Regions from separate parts of the Homo sapiens genome. Here region 2 is linked to region 1. A link is an interaction called in ENCODE POLR2A ChIA-PET data of the cell type or tissue named here. Cell type or tissue: MCF 10A. All regions are shown on one strand. Each heading gives the region's core, and the rest is flanking DNA. Links, peaks and the distances in the headings are about the cores only.

Evidence for each region. Peaks named below come from ENCODE experiments on the same cell type or tissue, not always from the same donor. Only the 100,000 strongest peaks of a DNase experiment are listed, where the experiment ranks them.
Region 2: POLR2A ChIA-PET joins it to region 1 with 6 read pairs; 2 of 35 experiments call an interaction of 5 or more read pairs at or near these places.

The regions. Positions count from the first base shown.
Region 1 is chr21:38,272,369-38,280,671 of GRCh38, reverse strand. The region is part of intron 1 of KCNJ15 (potassium inwardly rectifying channel subfamily J member 15); the gene reads right to left. Among named protein-coding and RNA genes, the nearest start is that of KCNJ15, 20 kb to the right of the region's middle. RefSeq lists an enhancer at 2,111-3,310. In MCF 10A, for the core only: no CTCF peak of the experiment used is centred there; DNase peaks (open chromatin) are centred at 2,701 and 3,041.
Region 2 is chr21:38,135,195-38,143,497 of GRCh38, reverse strand. The region is part of intron 2 of DSCR8 (Down syndrome critical region 8); the gene reads right to left. Among named protein-coding and RNA genes, the nearest start is that of DSCR8, 18 kb to the right of the region's middle. In MCF 10A, for the core only: no CTCF peak of the experiment used is centred there; DNase peaks (open chromatin) are centred at 2,817 and 3,557.

The DNA.
Region 1 (8,303 bases), core at 1,915-4,414:
TGTAGTCAGCAATTTTGTTTAAGCATTTGGCTTATATCTGGAAACTTCATTTATGGGAAACATAGCTGGAAACCAAGATTTTGACCACACCTAGTCATCAAAGATTCGGTAGTGCTAACAGTAACAGAGTGCTAAGTCAGGCGTCGCTTATATTCTCACTAATAACAGCTACCTCTATATACCCTCACCCTGACGTGCCCCTGATGTTGGGAGTGAGTGGCTTACAAATGCTGTTTTCCCAAAGAAAGCGAACACACACCCACACACTATTGCCTGAATACAATGAATCTCTTAATTTACAAGGTCTGCTCAACAATTCATGTATGTGTGCCCTATTATGACTTCCAAAAGACTACTTTGGTCCCATTTGAACTATATATATGCCTTAATTTCTGAGACAGCTTGCACTGTGCAACAGTGGCTGCAAATAAAATTTCAAATATTTATGTCTTCTATACTGTGTAACTGGTGTTCATCCTAAGTGATCCCTGGTTAAGTTAGACAGGTGCTTCCTCTGAAACTAGTCCGCAGTCCACAGAAACACAATGTGGCCCACCAGGACTCAGTCTTCCAACCACTTTGACATGTTCAAGAGGGATTAAAGCCAATGAGGCAGGATGAAGACCCTTAAAATTGCCACTTGAGGGGAGTTGTTCCCCAGTTTAAACCTAGTTGGCCAATTCCCAGTGGTCTTCCTTGGATCTATCTTCAGCCCTGTTTTCAGCCAAGACATTGAACTTTCAGGAAGTAAAATTGAGAGTGGGACCCCAGTTGAAAGACCTTGGCAATGGCCTTCTGTCTGCTCTGTGTGCCATGTCCTATTTCATTCATTGGTAATAAAACCCATGGAGTTAAAGAGATCAAAATGCTTGTCTTGGGGTTGAGAGGAGAGACAATGAGTTTGTCTAAATAGAATGGCTTTCACTAAAAGCCAAGCTTTGGGGAGCAGAGTCAATGATATGGAGAAGAGCTTTAAAAAGGACAGAAGCGATACTTTGCTTCCACTTCCTTGAGGGCTGGGTGATTACTCTTCAACCAAGAGAGTAACCTCTCAGCTCACCACTCCACTTGGTCAGAGTTACTTACAACTCAGCTGGCAAATACATTTCATTCCTTATCTTCCTTGATATTTCCATAGCATTTCAGTCTGCTGCTACTCTCTTCTCTCAACTTGACCTCTACTTTTCTGATGCCTTCTCAGTTCCATCTGTAGGTTCTTCCTCTTCTGCCAATCTTGAAGTGGCATTTTCTCCAAGGCTCCATGCTCCAACTATTTTATTTTCACTAAAGACACACTCCTGCATCTACTCCCATGGTTTCAGATGTTACCTTTGTAGTTCATGAAGCCTAGACTTTTTGTGTTCCAGATTGCTCTTGCAAGACTGCCAGAACAACAGTCAACTGTGTGTGGTTCCTCCCTTTGATTGCCCACAAACACCCCAAATTAGACCCAGCCTAGCTTCATTATCCATTACCCAGGGCAACTCCCTTCCTCCCGTAGACCCTCAGGCACTGAAAAATACTCAGCACCCCGAGTCTACCCCAACATCCCTTGAAGCTGTCCATTTTCTCCCTTCCCACTGTCACTGCGTTGGTTTAGATCCACACATTTTCTTTCTTGGGTGACACTGCCTTGGTTTAGATCCACATACTTTATTTCTTGCATGACAGCACAGGCTCATAATTGAGGTCCCCATCTCAAGTTGTCCTCTCTCTATAGCATCCTTCATAGTCCCTCCTCAGTGGTGTCCCTAAAGCACTCTGCCGCCCAGCTTAGTGGCCCCATTGTCTACAAACCAAAGCCTCAGCTCCTGAAACTGACCCTTCAGAAACTGGCCCCACCTGCCTTAGTGCCAGCCACTCCTTAGGTTGTTACCTGGTCAGGTCATGCAGAATGACTTGCAGTTGCCCAGATGGATTAGTCCTCTATTGATTGACTTGATGCCATGCCATCTGCCCGAAAGCCCACCTCCTGTCTTGGCCAGCGTTCTCATGTCTATCCTTTGGGGTGTTACCCTTTCTAGGTAGGTGCTTTCTCCACCTGTTCCCATGGGTTTGGGGCTTTCTCTACATGATTGCCTATGCTTCTGTCTCCCAGAATATTTATCTCAGTGTACTAGAGATATCTGTTTTGCTTGTGTATATTTAATTATAATAATGATCCAACCAACAACTGCCACTAGTTGAGAATGAATATGTAACTAGTACTGTGTCGGCAGCTCATGTATGTATAACTCCACACTTCAGAGTAATGCTGGTAAAAATAAGTAAATGGAGGCTAGATAAGTTAAAGCATTTGCCTAGGGTCACACAACTAGCTAGTAGTGGCGACAATGTTTAAGATTGTAGTCTGACTCAAAAGCCAGCTCTTCATCCATCACACCCCACCACCTTCCACTGGAATGCAAGCTGCCATATCTCATCTTGTACATGCCAATGCCTAGGTTCTAGCAGGGCCTTAATGTCTGCTGAATGCATAAATGGAAGCAAAGGAAACTTGGAATCTTCCAGTTATAGAAAGCACCGCTGGGTCTCAAAAAGCAAGCTCCTACACATTGGTTGTGGTGATGAGCTGAGCAGAGGGAACGTCATTGTGTCTCAATACCCTACAGTACACATAGCTGTTTACTGATGCGTGATGCAGACGGAATCATGCCTGCAAAGTCAGTGTTCCCTAGAAGTTCTTTGAGGGCAGGGGTTGGGCCATGTCCACCTTTGTACCCTAAGTAGCACAGTTGCTGGCATGTGGTAGATGCTCCAGAAAAGTTTTAATGACTCATGACTATAAATGAGTCAATGACTTAATCCGTGGATTAATAATCTATAAAGAATGAATGAAGGTCAAAAACACAACCCAAAACATGTGAGTGCTCTCCATGCATTTATCATTACCTGCGTAGTTGTCTAAATTGCTTTTTGAGAGTGATTTATAGTGCACATTTTTCTATCTCTGTGGGAAATGAGCTTCCCCAGTGTTGAAATCTTCTGAGTTAAGAAGAACTTCCTTTTATCTGTTCTGACTCAGACCCTCTTGGAAGCTGCACTCGCTCTTGCAGATGACTTGGTAGATGACTCTTATGCCGTGAATCACCCGTATCCTCCAAGAGCACGTGGAAGTTCAGATACAGCTTTTCTCCCTGAGAGTGGTTTGCTTCTTAGTTATGATTAATTATTTCTGCAGTTACTTGTAGGATTAGGATTTCTACTGGAGGAGAGTAATTACTTTCACATGAACATCAGCTCCTCATTCATTTAATTTGACTCGCCCCTAAACGCACGTGCACAAAATTAGCCTGGAAATTACTGCGGGTCCTACTTGTTTATATTCATCTGGTGACCATTTTAGCAGCTTCATCAACAACATCTTTAAGAGGTCCAAGGATTTAACTTGAGAATCATGGCAAAGTCAAGTGCTCCCCTAATCCTCCTCAATTCTTCCCATCAGCCATCAAATGTTCACATTCGATCTCCAGGATATGTTTACAAAAATCAAAGATGCCGAGTCTTAATTTGGAAAGACCATTGTCAACTTCTTAGTCATGAAAAATAGGACCTAGTTTCTTTCCTTTTTTTTTTCTTTTTTGGTGCTACTATTGATGTATTGATTTTCCTGTGATAATTTTACACACACACACACACACACAATTTTTTAATCTAAACACTCTCAGACCATAGTAATTGTCAATTACCAGAAGGTGGGAGTCTCTTTTTACTAAAATTAAGTGGTCATTTTTAGATATTATATTGAAATATCTTAAAATCTTCCTAAAATATGTATGCAGTTGATAAATCTAGAATGCATACTGAAATGATTGCTTTTGTCTCCTAGGATGTAAATGCCTTGATCAAACTTCAAGTTTTAAAAAATATTTTTAAAGTATGAATTCAGATGTTTTCTTTGAGAAATAATATCCTACTTTTTGAATATATTCTAAAATATAATTTTTTAAACTTTTATTTTAGGTTCGGGGTACCAAAAAAAGGGTATGAAGGTTTGTCACATTGATAAACTTGTGTCATGGGGGTTAGTTGTAAAGGTTATTTCAACACCCAGGTATTAAGCCCAGTGCCCAATAGTTCTCTTTTCTGCTTCTCCTTCCTCTCACCCTCCACCCTCAAGTAGACCCCAATGTCTGTTGCTCCCTTCTTTTTGTTAATGAGTACAGGACCCAGTTTCTAACATGCTATTCCTATTACCATTTTAAATAAAACATAGAATGGGTGATTGAGAGAAACTGTAAAACACACATAATTTAGTACTGAAATTATGACATAGTTCTGTGAACTCCATGGGGACACGCCCAGCCCTACCCCAAGAATGGAACTATGGTACCATTTCCTAAGAGCTGCCATTATTCCCCAGTGACTCCTAATTACCAAAACATCATTCATTTGCTCATTTATTCAGCAAACATTTTATACTACTGTGGTCTTTGAAATACGTAAAGGTGAGAGATGCATGATCTTAGCCCTCGAAAGTATACCATTTGATATAAGAGATGACATATACATAAATTGTTATCATGCCAAGCAGAATAGGCTCCTTCATGCCTTAACAGTATCCCATGGACACTTCTATCATAAAAGTTGATACTCACTAGTTCATGTGTAACCAGTGAGCTGGCAAGACTGTAAGCTGCTTAAAGACAAGGACCTTGTCTTATTTCTCTCCATTTTGTCCATATCTAACACAAGGTCTGCCTAGATCACATGAATGAATATGATATATTAAAAGGTATTAAGGATTTCCAGGAGGAGGACTGATTCCTTCTAACTGGAAAAATCAAAGAAGTTATCATGTGTTTTCTGTAGGAAAAAAAAATAGGAGAAAGAAGATTACAGACAAGGGGAATTGCCCAGGCAAAACTATGGGGTGGCAAAGTATGTTTCAAGTACTCCCAATTGATTGGGCCATAGGGTTTATCAATTATCAGCGACTTTCAACCATGGCTGCCTATGAGATTCACCTAGGGGGATTTTAAAATGAACTAATGCCTTGGCTCTGACACAGGACAATAAAATCAGAATATTTTGGTGGGGCACAGGGATGTGAGTAAGAGCCTGAGCTCTGCTCTTTTAAAAAGGGAGCCTCTGATCTTTTCAAAAAAAAGTTTCCCATTTGCTTTTTGCTTTTTTTTTTTTTTTTTTTTTTGACGGAGTTTCGGTCTGTCGCCCAGGCTGGAGTGCAGTGGAGTGATCTTGGCTCACTGCAACCTCTGCCTCCCCGGTTCAAGCAATTCTCATGCCTCAGCCTCCCAAGTAGCTGGGATTACTTTCTTCAGATACACTGGGGTATCTGAAGTTAGTATGAGGCCATATTGGGAACTACACTGGCAATGAATTTTAAAAGGTGATGCGGGTTAAACTGAAAAGTTTGATCTTTCTGCAGGAAAAAAGAAGCCAGGCTCATCTAGCAAGACAGATGGAGAGGGAGGAGAGCAGCTAGAAGGAGATCATTTAGGAGGCTGTTGAATTTGTCTAAGTAATACATGAATTCAAGAGAATCACCACGTTGGTTTGCCACCAGGTAAAATTCACACACCTGTCATATGTGAAGTAGAAAGGTTGAACAGGAGTGGAAAGGACTCTGGAGTTTGCTGCCTGGATGGAAAGGAAGATTTGGATGAAAAGCAGAGTGTATTGAGGTGACATGGTGGTGTTGGCTCCAAGCATGTCCATATCTAGGAATTAAATTTGGGGCTGGAGGTGGAAATTGAAGAATCATTGTACCTAGAGGTAAAAGTTGACCAGATATGAGTCAATGAGAACTGCAAAAAAAAGAAAAATACCAAGGGAAGAAAGCAACTGAAGGGGCAATCTTAGAGGCTGCCTGTATTAAAGAGAAGAGGAGAGGATTTTCCAGCAAAAGAACTGGAGAAAGGCCAGCCAGATGGCTGGACACCTATGTAAATTAATAAAAGCAGACAATTAAGAAGGCAAGATTTCAAGAAGGAGGACGTGATTCAGAGGTCAATATTGGAGGAGGGACAAAGAAGTACTGATGTTATTAGGGAGGTAAGACAGAAAAGAAAGGGACATTTGTTTCCCTAAGATAGGAAGGAAAGATGAAAGGATATATTTATTGCACATGTATTTACCCATCACCTACTATTTTTGACTATACTAGACACAGGGGAGATAACAGTCCAGACAAGGCATTTGCTCTCATGAGGCTTATATTCTAGTTGTGGGGAAGTGGAAGGAAGACAAGTTATAGAAAACGTGTGCAAGAGCTCCACGTGCATTTTCCACAGACAGCATCTTCCTGTTTATTGAGGAGTAGAGGAGGACAGAAATTGGAGAAGTGTGATCTTACTAAAGGGGATGATGGTATGGCACTTTGGTGTAAGAGGAACAAGCTGAAGGATGTGGAACAAACTTGGCTAGCTTTTGAGTCACATGTAGGAGAGGCAACAAGAGATGAAGAAAGGATTCAGCCAGCAGGCAGGTCTCTGTGAGGTTTTCAAGCATGAACACTAGTTCACGTCTTTGCTTACACCTAACATGACTTTGCCCAGGCGGAACAGCCTGCAAGCACTGCTGCATATGGAAGAGGTGGGCTGCCCAGAGTTGGGATTGGCAAAGCCTCAGTGGTAAAGGTTACTGGGGCCCAGGTTTACAAATACCACATTAGAAACATAAACATTTGAAAACCACAGAATGTAAATGCTCAAGGTCACAGCACGCTCATCAACTCGTGGAATCCATACAGTAATTGAGCACATGAAGAAGCCTACTGACGCTGCTGTCTAGTTTTAGAAGAGCTATAATTTAGTATTGCTAGCTATCAATTAGTCCTGTTTTCCTCATCTGTAAAATGAGAGGGTTGGATGAAATGACCTCAAAGTCTTCTTCCAGCATGGTCAATGGTGAATGCTAGAGCACACGTGAAATTCTGAAAGTTAATTTACTTCTTTAACATTTATGTTGATCGTTTAACTATTGATGTTCAAAAATGCAGCTGCAGAGCTACTACAAATCTTTTAGGTCTGTGCACACAAAGCTATTAGTTTTATGGACCATTCTGATTTTAAAATAAATTGCCCTGTGAAAATATGCAACCTAAATTCTGGTGGGAGAAATCTCAAGTGACATGGGTAATTGAATAGGGTAATTGATAGGTCATTGACAGGACATGGAAATAGACCAAGTAGAAAAGTATTAGACATGAATAGGTTTTAATATTTGCAAGTTTGGAAAATGACTTTCTGAACATTGGGAGAAAAGGAGCTTTTCAAATACTAGGATGACAGTAGCTAGGGATACAAAATAAAGTTATTCAAATATGACTTGTCTTCCTGCACTAAGATTAATTTAGAGTAATATGCATAGGACCTCTTTCATCCCTTTCAAACATTGCCAGTAAGAGTTAACCAGGCCTTGGTTGGATCCTGAAAAATTAAGGTATAATGTGACCAACTAGACAATCTGTAAAGGTAACTAGAGTATTAGCTAGCTACTGTTGTTTCATATTGCAAAAATCTTGTCACTTTTCATATACAATAAGACTTTTGAATAATACTATATATAATCTTGAAAGAAACCTCAGTATGTGTACTTTTTCTAACCGCTGCATTTACACATCTTGTCACTGAAATCAAAGTCTTTGAGGCTTAAAACTTAGTGCTAACTCTGAAAGTTACTTATTTGTATATCTAACCTAAATGAATAGTTTATTGCTATTTTCAAAAGCATGTTTGGTGCATTACTATTGAAAGCAGTCTTTGGCATAACCAACTACATTTTACTTTTATACCCAAAGCCTCTGTTTATGCAGATAAATTGAGGTTCCAGTCTTTAGAGTGTAGGGTATAAGTATTAATCAGTTGATTTCCTGCCAAGGTTAATATATTTTTATTTGCAATCTCATAGAGTAGGGCTCAATCATTGTTAAGCGCTGGTAGTTTCAGAAGCAGAAGTCTTCTTCAGATCAGTAAGATTTATACTACTTGAAATTAAAAACAGCAGATAATGGGGAAAAGTCATGCCTGAGGTTAAGGTGAATCACTTTGATTGGATCTTCCAGAAATCTCCTTTAAGGTCTGGGTGGCTTTTTCCCCTCTTCCTTTGCACTACCCTGATTGATCAGCTACAAGCATCCTAAGGGGCCTTACCTTGAGTCCAGGTGCTGGGGCCCAATCTCAGCTGAAGATCCCAGAGATCTGGGGAAGTGATGAAGAGATCTGGGGAACTGACTCAGCAGGGGGAAGCCTGTGTACAACCCACACCTGCAGGCTACGTGCTCCTGTGCTGGCTGAGCCGGTAGGCAGGAACACACTCTCCACCCCAGCTTGCAGAAGCTG
Region 2 (8,303 bases), core at 1,999-4,498, 140 kb after region 1:
AAACAGAAATAAAAGAGCACTTGGAAGTCTGCTCCAGAACTCAGCCAAGAGAAGGTGGGCTGGGATCTGGGTACTGGTTGAAAGAGACCTCTAATGTGGAGCCCGAAGAACCCAGCTTGTCCTGTGTGCTGCAGGTGAGAGGCAACACTCAGTTCTCCAGGCAGCCTCCTCTGTGTTTTTGTTTATTTGCTGGGCCAGGGAGAAAGGACTGATGTTAGGTGTCATTGGCATGAATTCTACTTATTGACATTAGGAGACTAACAAAGAGAGGAGAGAAAATCAAAAGCAATAGGCATCTGAAACTTTTAAAAAATTACTTATCGTCTCTGCCTAATTACCAAGAAGTGTCATCTTGATTACTTACAATCACTAAGTGTCACATTTGCTTTCTGCTTCAAGTACCATTTACCCACAAGTCTACATCTTTGAGACATGTGGCTACAGCTCTGAAAAATGTGGCTGTCTCCCCAAGACACTTTGGCATCATCTTTTTATGATCACTCTTCAAGGACTCTTTGTCTTCTTTTAACAAAGGGGAGGACACTGGTCCTAAGAGGTGACTCTTTAGACCAGGCAGCAGTCCCTGTCCCTCTTGTCAGCCCAGGTCTTCCAGGTCAATGCATTAAGCATATCTTCTAATTCTGAAGCTTTGACATCTGGGGCCTTGCTGACCCTGGAGAGACTGCCCCTCCCAGGGATAGCCAATTTCTAAAGATAGTAAATTATTTGCCTACAAGGGTGTCTTCCAGATGCAAACCAACTAACCCAGAGCCCATGCCCCAAAGACCTTCTTTATCAGATTCTCACAAGCCTCCCCCACCATTCACCTGCCCAAATCATCCCATGGCCAGGTACCAGGCAATGAGAGACAGCCCCTGCAGCCCAGAGCCCTTTGGAATTATTAAACCAGACAATCCTAAGTCTGTCTATCCTGCCTCACCTGTTCCTTCTCACAGAAACTGTAATAAATGCTCTTGTCCATGTTTTCCTCCCAGCCCCTCTGCTTCCTGACCAATCCTGGCACTTCCCCAAAAGGCCCTGTATGGTGTGGCTGCCTCCTGCTCTTGGGAACTGTGAGTAATAAACCATCCTTTCAATGGCAGTCATCTCCTGATCTGCTGAACTCACTATGCCTGAATAATAATAAAACCTACAATTTAAAACAATCATATCCCCATAAATTCTGATCTTCATGCTCATGTGAAAGTGTGAAATCATGCAAACTTTCATGCATTTTCCAGCACAAGTGTGTAGAGAAATGAAATTGAGAGGGTAAAGCACTTGCTTTAGAGTCAGATTCTGGGGAATTAAATTTGACTTCTGCCTCCTGCTGCCTGGAGACGTGGGTGAGTTACTGAATCCTTCTTGCTTCATTTTTCTCATCTGCAAAATGGAGGATCAACAAGGACCTATCTCACAGGACTGGAAAAATACACCAAAAGTATCTGTCATGCTGTGAGTACTCAAAACTGTTGTTGTTGCTACATTATTATTCCTCAATATTTGGTTATTTGGAATTTTTTTTTAACCACTAGGCTAAATCTTATCTGAATGAAGATTGCCATTTTCTATCAATTCCTTCAAAGATTTGATTTGCATATGGCATTTGGACTTACATACCGTCATTAGAAGGGGCACAGAACTTATTAATCACTAAGACCTCAAAACCTTTGATTCGAACCTGACTTAGACCTAAAGCAGCGTTTTCCTAACTTGAGCACTGGAGCACCCCAAGAACACCTCTGCAGAACCTGGTTAGATAAATCCTACATTAAAAATTAAATATTGTCCGTTGAAATGATTGCTTCATGCTGACAGAATTACAAACCCTAATACAAATGGGGCCCCTATAACTATCATAGTATACATGGAGCTGTTACCCAAATAATCAATCACCTCAATATAAATGCACCTATGTAAAGGTAGATAGACTCTAAGTGAAGCCACAAGAGAAAAATCTTCTCAAAGAGAGATTCACATGGATCCCTAGAGAATACATTCATCAAGCAATTTGGATCAACTTACAGATTCCAAGAAATCTAAGGTAAAGCCATGTATTAGTCCATTCTCGCATTGCTATAAAGAACTAACAGGGACTAGGTAATTTATAAAGAAAAGAGGTTTAGTTGATTCACAGTTCCACAGGCTGTATAAGAAGCATGGCTGGGGAGGCCTCAGGGAACTTACAATCATAGTGGAAGGTGAAGGAGAAGCAGATATGTCTTGCATGGCCGGAGAAGGAGAAAGAGAGAGTAGGGGAGGTGCCACACACTTCTGAAGAACCAGATCTTGTGAGAACTCATTATTGAGAGAAAAGCAAGGGGAAGTCCCTCCCTGTGATCCAATCACCTCTCACCAGGCCCCTCCTCCAACATTAGGGATGACAATTTGACATGATATTTGGGTAGGGACACAAATTCAAAACATATCAAGCCACCTCTACAAATAAACAGCTGTCTTCTAGGTACACTACTTTTATTAAAGTCAGCTTTCTGAGCTACAAAGTGTATCTGACTCCCAAGTTGTAAGCCTTCAGTCCCTGGCAAGACAGTTTATGTAATTGCTGTGGGAAAGGATTTGCTTATCCCATCACTGAGACCCCCAGGGTCAACTTCATGGGTGTGTGGCCTGAGGCCTGGACCCAGAAGCTCCCTGTTGCTCTGATGAAAGTCTTATTTTTTACAAGGTACCTTGCATTTTCATTTTGCACAGAACCCCCTCAAATTATGTATTCAGTCCTAGAGATCCTCATTTACTGCCCAGTGGCTAAAGGGCATGAGCAGGCTGACAGCAGCCCTGGAAAGCTGCCTCGAGGATTTGCGCAATACCATCATGACACCCTGACAGCCAGCAACAGGCTCGTTCTTCAGAGAACCACTCTGCAATAGAAATATAATGAGCAAATTTAAATCATAAAAAATTCAGCTCATATCAGGTTAGAAAAGATGAGCCATCATAATTCAATTGGAAATACAAGAACAAAAGGAAAATGAATGGCTTGCATTTTTTTTTTCAAACCCTACCAGCTGGCTGCTCTCTTTTGTTTATCTTGGCCTCTCATTCTCTATTTGGTAGCAAATTAATCTGGGTAGTGATCCCTATCGTAAGTCTTCCGAGTAGCTTAAAGGGCTGATTTCATTATGAGAGTCTAATCCTTTGATGCCTGCAGAATCCAGAGTTGGCAGACAACAAATGCTGCCTGTTCTCTATGAGGTCAATGGCCCAGGGTACCTAATGTCTTGTATATAAACAAACAACATAGATCACTCTCAGCCCCAAATCTTTCCTCTGTCTTCAGCATTGGAAATTGTGGACTGGATCATTTTGGTAATCACGGATCAGCCTGGGAGTAGACACAAAGATGAGTTTTGTCGTTAGCACCTTCCTGTCTCTTTTTGGGATCACTGCTTTCTTGTGGGCTGCCTCTAACCTCCAGGACCTCATGTCCTGGGATAATGCTGTTGTGTCTCTGATACTTTTTTTCTCATGGGATACCTACCTGCCCTCAAATCTCTTGCTGGTCAAACCCTACATCCTGTAGCCTCAGGGCTCTGACGTAAGCCACTTATCCTTGGGAAACATTTAGGTAAATATCACAGCTGATGTTGCAATTGTGCTCAAAGAATGTTTGCATTTCATAAAAGAGGAGACTCCTAGACACTAACACCCTAATCCACAAGGAATGCTCCCACATGCAGACATTTGGATACCTGCAAATAACAAGGACATGATTTGGGAGTAAGACAGGCTGGGAGGAAGGCTGTAGATATTTACTTGGGGAAAAAACATGTTGTCTTTTGTTTAAATATTGCTTTGAAAACTTATGTTATCAGAAAAAAAGCAAGATGGTTTCTGTAGCTTAGGCTGTCTCCACATTTTCCTTGCAAGCATTTTGCTAGCAATTGAGGTAAGCCAGCTGGGGCCCAACAGGAGTGTGGTCTGACTTTCCATAGACATATCTAACTGACACTGGCATATGGCTCCACTGATTTCACGTTTTAAAGAGAAATAAGAAAATAAAAACTCTTTATTAAGCCAAGCGTCAGCAACATCAGAGAATAAAGAAAATTATTCCCTAATCAAGTATTTAAAAGAGATCAACATCAAAATATAATTTAAACTGTTAACAGAAATTGTGAAAGATGTTAAAATGGGCAAGCGGATGGTGGGGTGGTACCTTCTGCATGGGCTCTGCCTTTTGTTGTCTTTGAGCTACTTCACACCTCCACAAAAACTGTCATCCAACTGGTTCCTGCCGATAAAAACTCAAACAAATTGTACCCAGTGGAGATGTAGTTCACAATTGCCCTGGAAATATTGACTAATTTTGCATTTATTTATAAATTTATTTCAGCATTTCTTATTTCGTATGTGTGTGCCTATGTGTTTTGAATTCTTCTTTGAATTGACTGTAAGATCTTGGTTCCCTCATTAACGAATGGGCTAAATCTTTAATATGTGTTTATTTAAACATTATATGAGTTGTTGTTTTATCTTTTTAAAAAAATTATCTTGTATAGGATTCCTGCTCAGTAATCCAAGATGGTTGTGATGAAGGCTCAGCTTTGTTTTTTTTTTTTTTTTGCCCAAGCTGGTGCCTATTTGTTCCGTCAAACTTATTTGGAACTTTTGTACTTAAAGTTCTAAGTCCTATAAAAGGACAAGGGCTCCTCCAGATCTATTAGCTGCCAAAGACCCTGCACTTACTCATCTGTAGCCACAGAGGGAGAAATTCACAGTAGATTTGTAGGTGTTTACTTGTTTTATGTTTGTTTTTATTTTTGTTTTTGGTGGATATCCTTTATCAGATGAAAAAGTCTCCATCTGTTTTTAGTTTACTTCCGGTTTTTACAAGCCATAACTATTGAATTTTATTGCCTTTTTGGCACTTTTTGAGGTGATCATATGGTGTCTCTACATTTCTCTATTAATGTAGTGAATTGCATTAGTAGATTCTTCTGTGTCAAGTCAAGCCTCATCCCTGAGTCATGATGTATCTGGGGTTTTAAAATATTCAATTTATGAATGCTTTATTTAGAATTTTTCATAAAATTCATATAATTCAAAAAAAGAGATTTAAACTTTGGTATCTAGGTTATATTAACCATATAGAATAAGTTGAGGACTTCTCCCAGTTTTTTTTCTAGGCTTAGAACGAGTTTGTATATAATATTTTGACAATTAGTAGTTTATTCACATTTTTATTTCTTCTTGAGTTAGTTTTGTAAAATTATAATTGCTAGAAAATTGTCTAAACTAAGATTTAAATTTATCAAAATTATGTTCTCTTGTGATATTAAAAATCTTTACTAATCCTGTATTAGATAACTTTTTTCATTCTTAATATTATTTCTTTATGTCCTATTTTTTTTCTGGGATAATCACACCAAGGGCTTGTGCATTTTGTTAATCTTTTAAAAAAAACAGCTTTTTCTTGATCTTTCATTTTTTTATTTTTGTTTCTTGGATTAATCTGAGTTTATCTATTGTGTCTTGTTTGTAACACAGAATATGAAAAAATATCTCTTTGCACCTTAAAGTATGTTCTACTTAAATCTCATTATGCAAACATGATATAAGCTCAAGGTCAACAAATATTTAGAAGAGGATTCTTTTCATTTTGATTAATATTAAAGTACAGTTTGATGAAAATTACACATTCAGCAAATGATGGTTTCAGTAGGGCAAGGCTTGCATTGGAAATGTCATATCTCACAAGATAAATAATAAAAGCAAGTGGGTATTAACTGAAATTGTGAATACATATTCAACTTAGAAACATAAATGCCCATTTTCTGAATTTATTTACTTGACATTCATTCTACATGTATTTATGGAGTGTTATCAGTCCACCAGAGGCTCACTGGTAAGCAAGACCAAATGAGTCCCCACCCTCCTCAGGTATGCATTTTAGGAAGGGATGATAAACCAGAAAATTTTAAATGTGTAATATAATCTCAGATTGAGATAGGTGGCTTAGCAGAAAATACAGCTGGGTAAAAGAATGGGGGATAAGTTGCTTTAGATTCTCTCCCAATGTTGATGGATATCTAGTAATGAATATACTTTTACATGTTTATGGAATTTTTTTTTTTTTTTTTGAGACGGAGTCTCACTCTGTCGCCCAAGCTGGAGTGCAGTGGCGCGATCTCGGCTCACTGCAAGCTCCGCCTCCTGGATTCACACCATTCTCCTGCCTCAGCCTCCTGAGTAGCTGAAACTACAGGTGCCTGCCACCACGCCTGGCTTATTTTTGTATTTTTAGTAGAGACGCAGTTTCACCGTGGTCTCGATCTCCTGACCTCGTGATCCGCCCACCTCGGCCTCCCAAAATGCTGGGATTACAGGCGTGAGCTGTTTATGGAATTTTTAAAGCATGCCTAGGCAGAGTCAACAAATATAGCAGTGGTAGAAAAGGCAGTTTAAATAATAATAAAATTCTATGAATTTTTATAGAGTTGGTTAACTTGCATTAATCTGAGTTTGTCTTTTGTATCTTGTCTATAACATAGAATATGGACCAATAGTTTTCTCCATTTGATTTTTTTTAGAGATAGGGTCTTGCTATATTGCCCAGGCTAACCTCAAATTCCTGGGCTCAAACTATCCTCCTACCTCAGCCTCCTGAATAGCTGGACCACTGCACTCGGGTCCCTTTGATTTGAGGACAAGAAAACAAAGTAGATATCATTATTAAATGGAGCATTCTACTGTATCCATTTAGTAAAATATGCTGCATTCCAGCTAAATACCCAAAGGTATTATGAGTTAAAAGGAAAAATAATGGAAATGTAATTATCATTGATGTGATGGTCATGTAATAGTCCCATTCACTGTACACATGTGAACAACAGTTATCATTTCTCTTGCTTACTATGCACTGAGCACTTCTTCAGAAGTGGCTCATCTAGTCCTTCTAACCACTTTGCCAAGTAAGGACTGTTATTACTCTATTTTACAAGTGGGAATGTGGAAGCTTAGAGGAGCAGCTTAGCCAAGGTAAACCAACCCCCAACCACCACCTCTTCACATCCTCCCCCTTCCTGCTTAGTAGATAGGAGGGAGGCCTGGGCCAGGTTTTTGCACTCTGGCAGTCTGACACCAGAATTTCAACTCCTACCATCATCCTAGACTACTTCCCCATTTTCTCAATTTGGATTAAAAAATAGACTCTTTTTAGTGGAATTTCTTCTTGGAAAATTGCCACAAGTGTGAATAAGCAAGAGGAGAGCCTCTAAAGGTTTGCCTAGGGCAGATGAAGAATTCTGAAAGATCTTTTTCTTGCCAAGAGCACTATAAATTGAATGATATCTAATTGCTCCATTTACATCTTTGGGACTGCTCTATCAACTATGCAGAGGCCTCAGCAAAAGGATGCTGGCTCGAGGCTCCAGTGGTTTCTGCCAATGCTAGTCCTAGGCACCCCACTCCTAGGGGCCCCATTTTTATTTGGCATAGCCTAAATTTACCCACCTAACCCCTCTCCTCCCTACCCACTATGTCTCCTTTATTCTAATTTTGTCAGAAAGGTACTTTCTGAAGGCAGTTGTACGGTTGGTGCATGTGTTAATTAAATAATACATAAATATACACTTCTTCTTTAAACTTTGTTTGTTTGTTTATTTATTTATTTTTTGAGACAGAGTCTCACACTGTTGCCCGGGCTGGAGTACAATGGTGCTATCTCAGCTCACTGTAACTCCGCCTCTTGGGTTCACGTGATTCTCCTGCTTCAGCCTCCCGAGTAGCTGGGATTACAGGTGCACACCACCACACCCAGCTAATTTTTTGTATTTTTAGTAGAGGTGGGGTTTCACTATGTTGGCCAGATTGGTCTTGAACTCCTGACCTCGTGAACTGCCTGACTCAGCCTCCCAAAGTGCTGGGATTACAGGCGTGAGCCACTGTGCCCTGCCTAAACTTTATCTTTATAAATACTTTTTGCCTAAATTGTCCATCTTTTCCATGAGGGATATTAAGCCAGATCTCAACTGACAAAAACCAAAGTTGGAAACATAAGGTATTACTGGTAGTTTAGTTAAATAAATGAAACCAGACTTTCCAAAATCATGTAGCTTTAGTAATTTAAGATGTCTCCTATTGTGACCCAGTTATTCAGTTAGTTGTCCCAACTATATCACAAACTTTGGTTGCAAATGGCCAATTCCCAATGAGCTGTTATCACCGCTTTCTGATCTCAACTGAGACTCAGAGGCAGGAGAACCAATCTGATATCAATATTAGAAGTAAGTAAAATGAGAATATGTTGTCCGGAATCATGTATTTTTATTGCAGTTACTAAA